Linked DNA regions of Homo sapiens: region 2 is linked to region 1. A link is an interaction called in ENCODE POLR2A ChIA-PET data of the cell type or tissue named here. Cell type or tissue: IMR-90. All regions are shown on one strand. Links, peaks and the distances in the headings refer to the core of each region. The heading gives the core; the rest is flanking DNA. Region 1 overlaps STXBP5 (syntaxin binding protein 5). Region 2 overlaps STXBP5 (syntaxin binding protein 5).

Region 1 (2,926 bases), core at 307-2,806:
TGTAGTTTGTTTCGTGTTTCTTCTGCCTAGAGTTCATTCAACTCTTTAAATCTCTGAGTATATAGTTTTCATCAAATTTGAAACTTTTGGTCATTGCTTCTTGAAACATACTTCCTCTCCACTCTCCTCCGAGGATTCAAAATACACATATTAGTCTGCTTGAAGTCGTACCACAGTTCACTAATGATCTGTCCTTTTTTCCTCCATTCTTTCACATCAAGTAGCTTCTACTGCTATTTCCTGAAGCGTATTAATCCTTTGGCAGTACTGTTCAGAGTATTTTTCACCTTATTTTATCATTCATCTGTAAAAAATCCACTTGTGTGATTTTTGCCTTCCATGTCTTTTTTCAACATGTTCATACTTTCATCTACCTTCTTAAGCATATGGAGTCTATTTAATAATACTTGTTTTAATATTTTTGATGCCAATGGTATCATCTTGTCATTTCTGAGTCTGTTTCTATTTTCATTTTCTTCTCATTATGGGTTGTATATCCTGGCTTTTTGCATACTTCATATATTTCTATTTGGATGCTAGACATTGTAAAATTTATATCGGGCTACTATTCATATTCTTCTAAATGTTTTTGGGTGTTTTTCCTAGGATGTAGTTACGTACTTAAAAACAGTTTAGTCCTTTCAGTCCTTTCAAAGTTTGCATTCAAGATTTGTTAGGATGAACTTAAGCCAGCCTTTAGTATAGGGCTAGTTTAGTTCCACCACTGCAACAACAGCTTTCTGAATACTCTTTCTCATACCCTGTGTATTACAAAGTTTCTCTACTCTGTTGGGAATGTGAACTATTCCCAGTCCTGTCTGTGCTACAGAAATGGTTCTACTGTTTCCTTTTTGGTGGATCTTATCCAAGCCTTATACCCATGCAATAATCAGTATTCAACTGAAGACTCAGGGCAGGGGTCCTTTTGTAGACTTCTACAACTCTCTTTCTAAGCTCTTTGCTCTCTAATACCTTGCCTTCTAAGCTGCAGATGTCTTAGTTTCCCCAGTTTCCCAACTCTGACTTTTCAACTCAGGGAGACTTCTCAGCTTCCACCTAGGTTCCCTCTTCATGTTCCAAGAACTGGAAAATCTCTTCAGGCCATTAGCTAAAGCAATTGAGGGGTTTACCTTCTTTGTTTCTCCTCTCTAAAAAATACTGTTCTACATGACCTGCTGTCTAACTGCTGAAAACTGTTGTTCAATATATCCTGTCCAGTTTCTTTGTTTAAAGCAAGGAGGTAAACTAGTCCCTGTGACTCCATAATGGCTCAAGCCTAGATCACTATTTAAAATAATAAGCAAAACCAAAATGTTCAATTTTTAAAATCTGCTTTCATCTGCAGACCACAACTACAGATCACAACTACACAGAAATGATAGGAACTGTATTTATTCAAAACATGCTTGTTTAATTTGAAGATCCTGACTAGTGAGCAGCAAAAAGTATACAGTCATAAAAACAAAGGGAATTCCCTTTCAGTCATGCCTAAAAAGATAATGTACAAACATGTGCAAAGTATTCAAATGTTGCTATAATTACTCAATAGGTTCTGATGTCTCAGTAACTGAACATACCAATATGATTATGACTAAGATTATGATGTATTTTATCTTAAACAACCACTTACACATTTCCTAGATATAGCTCTACTCACTGAATTGGAAACCATGAACACTCCTGATGTCTAAATTATGGCCACCAGACATGGCACTGAAAGAAGTCATAGTTCCATAGAAAAATACCTTATTCTAAATTTGATTCAGAAATATACAGATTAGTAGGGAGGAGGTACACTGACCAAAGTTGGGATAATGTGAAAAGCAACAATAACTTCAGTGGATTGAAGTATATCAAATATGTTTAAGTTGTTGAGCACACAGTGAAACTAAAAGTCAGAATAAATTGGTCATCATGGAAACCATTAGAGAACAACCCCTTAAGATGAATACTAAAATAAAGGAAAAGAACCACATATTTATCCTGCCTTTGCTATATGAACTGTCCTATTATATAAACAAATAGCAGATAAGAGGAAGGTTCTCTTTACTGAAGTGACCTACATAATAAGTAGAGAAGGAAAGACAGAATTAGAATGTCTCCTATTTTGCAACTACTATACAGTAACAGATCTCGGCCTCAACCACCACTGGCTTCCAACATCTGAAATAGACACTAAGGTTCCACCAGCTAAATGAGTATCAGTATCATCTATGAAGTAGTCTTGCCAAAATGAAAAATAAACCGGCATTTGATCAAGCCTCAGTAAATTATCCAATTTATAGGAAATCTGAGGGCAAAAACAAAAAACAAAAAACAAAAAAACATGTTAAAGACAATGGGGATGCAGCCAGAAAAAGCCAGCATCTGGAAGACTCTATCTTCAACAAATAAATGCCAAAAAAGGAGAGGTAAGGTAAGGAAGGGAAGTGAGGAGCAAAAGGAGAGAAAAGACTTATCTGTCAATCACAATTAATTCTTACTGGTTCTTAAAGTGGATTATAAATGTCTATAGTATACTATCATTCGTACAAAAGAAAAAATAAGATATATTTATGAATTTGCTTGTAAATGCACAGTGTCTCTTTGGAAGAACATGAGAGAAACTGGTAACATGCTACCTGTAAGGAAACTAGATAACCAAATGGCAGGTGGGAAGAAGATTTTTGTTATCTTTTGAATTGTGTGAACATATTATCTATTGTAAAAAATAAATTGTGTATTACTGCAATTACAAAGTTTGCCTAAAGTAAAATTACCAATTAAGTTTTTAGAGAAACTGCTTTATATGAGAGAAATGACCATAGCTTTTACTAGCAAAAATAATATTACCTCATCATATGTGTATCTGTAGTCGGCTTTCTTTGATTTGAGGTCCCATAAAACTACTGTTCCAGATTCAAAGCCAATCAAAAGCTGTGATAAA
Region 2 (2,926 bases), core at 289-2,788, 54 kb before region 1:
GCCAGGGCCAGACTTTAGAGGGTCTTCAAGTCCTGTCCACAAAGGTTTGATGTTGGTAGAAAGAACTCTCAGCAAGGTGGACTTTGAGTACTGATTCTGTTACTCACCAGCTGTCTTTTCACCTAGAAAGTGGGAGTATTACTACCTAGTCACAATGTGAGGAACTTGTGACTGCCTATGAAAAGTACTTTGCAGATGGTCAAATTAGACAAAGGTAATATATTTTCATTATTAAAGAATTAAGACAGGCTGGGTGCAGTGGCTCACACCTATAATCAGAGCACTTTGGGAGGCCGAGGTGGGCAGATCACTTAAGGTCAAGAGTTCGAGACCAGCCTGGCCAACATGGCGAAACCCCGTCTCTACTAAACATACAAAAATTACCCGGGTGTGGTGGTGAGCACCTGCAATCCCAGCTACTCGGGAGGCTGAGGCAGGAGAATCGCCTGAACCTGGGAGGCAGCGGTTGCAGTGGGCTGAGATGGCACCACTGCACTCCAGCCTGGGCGACAGAGTGAGATCTCCGTCTCCAAAAAAAAAAAAGAAGAATTAAAGGCCAATGAAGGTTGATAAGAAATATCTGGGGAAGATTAATTTGGTGAACATAGGTAAGACGAAGTAGAACAGGGTCACCAATTGGGAAGTTCCTGTGATTCTGATGTGAAACAAGAAAAAGGGAGATTGAAACACATTAATGGAGTAAGAACAGACAAGGCTTTACATTTCAGGAAGGCAGAAACCTTGCAGCTATTAATACTTTTAACACTGGCACAAAAGAGGTACTCAATATTTACTGAATGAATTGGAGGTTGAGTAGAGGTAGGGTAGAGGAAGAAAAGAAGAAACAGTGAATGTACAATCAGACAGAAGGAAGGGAGGGAGGGAGGGATAAAGAGGTAGTTTTAGGAGACCATGGGGTTAAGTTTGAGATGATGGTAGAGAACTACAAGTGAAACTAGTCAGCAGGTATGACTACCTATTCCCAAACCTCATGAATAGTTAAATCCATGCTGAACTAAACTTGTCATTAGGATTTTAGAAAGGAAGAGATAAAGAGGGGTTTAAAAGAGTGTGAGACCTTCTGAAACAATACCTGCTATACTTGTACCAGAAAACTTCAAGTGTACTTGAAAGGCACATTTTTTTAAAAAATGTGAACAATTTTAGTGTGTGACTGCTTTTATTGTAAAAAACTCTACTATGACTTTAAGTTAAAAACATTTTTGATTGCACAACTCTTTGCCTAGTAATTGCTGTAGCAAAACATATGCAAAGCCTGGTTACTTCCGCAATTCTTAAGGCTTCTGCCTTGAAATGACAGTGTGTGAGAGAACAGCAGGAAGACTACTCGATGTTGAATTTCCTGCCACCAAACTCAGAGGTAAGAACCCTTCTGAATTATTCAGTTGGTATTTCTAATGTGGAAGACCATGGCACCTCGTGTTTTGATGACATACATGCTAGGAAACAGCGAAAGTTGTTCAGACTTCAGGGTAAATGTGAATCACTGAGGGCACTGCTTATACGAATTGAACTACAGTTCACTTCTGGCTGGTCAAGGTTTGCAAGGCAATGCATTCAGAACTCTACACTGGCTGATGCAAAATTTCTGAATTATTCTTAGGGAAATACCCACTAATCAGCTACAGCTCTCCATCTCAAGCGACAGAGTAACAACTGAGGCATTTCATTTCTTCCCAGAGTCAGCCTTGACACAGGAGTAGACTGAAGGGTCTGAGTGGTCTATCTTCTACTTCTATGAATTAGGTATAGAAGGTTAGGGTCAAGGAAGTGTCCTCCCTCCCTCTGGCATATTAAATGTGCACGACAAATTCTCAAGAGCAGAACCAGGCATTCCAGGGATAATTTTAGAAGTACATATATGGGCACATTTAAGATTTAAGTGACCAGGACACACAGAACTCATGGAATTCTTATTTTAGTTAGTATAAGGAAACAAAAAAACGTTCTTAAGTAAAAATAAAAAGGCAGCCAAACATGATGCAAAATGGTAAAGGATGAGAAACCTAAGCCAAGAAATGAAAGCAGGTAAGTTACATTTTAAAAATATGAAATGGGAAGAGGGTGTTATGCTTTATTCTAAATGGTTATGGTATAATTTTAATGTTTTTAATATATTCAAGTTGATTTGTTTACTTTTTAAGGAAAAAGTTTTATAAAGAGTTCCATAATTTGTACAAACGTATTTTAAATGTTAAAGTGATGCGTAGAGCCTCACAGTTTCAAAATGATTGTTTGAGCAAGTACCTTGCAAAGGGACAATAAAAATAATTCAAAAACATAAAATTTCATTGCTAAAAGAAACAAGTCAAACGGCTGCCTTTTCTTTTTTACCTCTTTTTTTAAGAGACAGAAACTCACTCTGTCACCCTGGCTGGAGTGCAGCTATGATCATAGCTCACTGTGACCTTGAACTCCTGGGCTCAGGCAATCCTCCCACTTCAGCCTACAGGTGATGTCGCCACACCTGGCTAATTTTTTAAAAAACTTTATTGTAGAGATGGTATCTTACTATGTTATCCAGACTGGTCTTGAACTCCTGGTCTCAATCAATCCCCTTCCTTGGTCTTAAACAGCTGCTTTTAAAATGTTTCTTCAAATAAACCAATTGTAAACAAAGGCATTTTATATGAAAAAAGCCTCAATATTATATTTTAACATCAATTTTTGTTATACTTCTTACTTTAAGAAACTGGCCTCTAGGACTGTGGACCAAAACAATGTCAAGTTAATAAATACCTGCATTTATTTGAAGACTATTAAAAGAAAAAAATGAGGTATAAGTTGTTTGTGATTTTTAAAAAAATCACTAATATATAGATTTTAGACAAAAATGTCCAAAACTTGTACTTTATGTCTTTCACTAGCTTGTACAATATTCTACTAAAAGACTAGTTATCTCTCT

What was found. ChIA-PET counts read pairs that join two places held together with the same protein. Peaks named below come from ENCODE experiments on the same cell type or tissue, not always from the same donor. Only the 100,000 strongest peaks of a DNase experiment are listed, where the experiment ranks them.
Region 2: POLR2A ChIA-PET joins it to region 1 with 5 read pairs; 5 of 35 experiments call an interaction of 5 or more read pairs at or near these places.

What each region holds. Positions count from the first base shown.
Region 1 is chr6:147,267,074-147,269,999 of GRCh38, reverse strand. STXBP5 (syntaxin binding protein 5) reads right to left here. Exons shown (of 28, transcript NM_001127715.4): 7 at 2,833-2,916. Among named protein-coding and RNA genes, the nearest start is that of STXBP5-AS1, 64 kb to the right of the region's middle. In IMR-90, for the core only: no CTCF peak of the experiment used is centred there; a DNase peak (open chromatin) is centred at 1,519.
Region 2 is chr6:147,321,013-147,323,938 of GRCh38, reverse strand. The region is part of intron 16 of STXBP5 (syntaxin binding protein 5); the gene reads right to left. Among named protein-coding and RNA genes, the nearest start is that of STXBP5-AS1, 120 kb to the right of the region's middle. In IMR-90, for the core only: no CTCF peak of the experiment used is centred there; a DNase peak (open chromatin) is centred at 1,278; H3K27ac peaks cover 413 bases.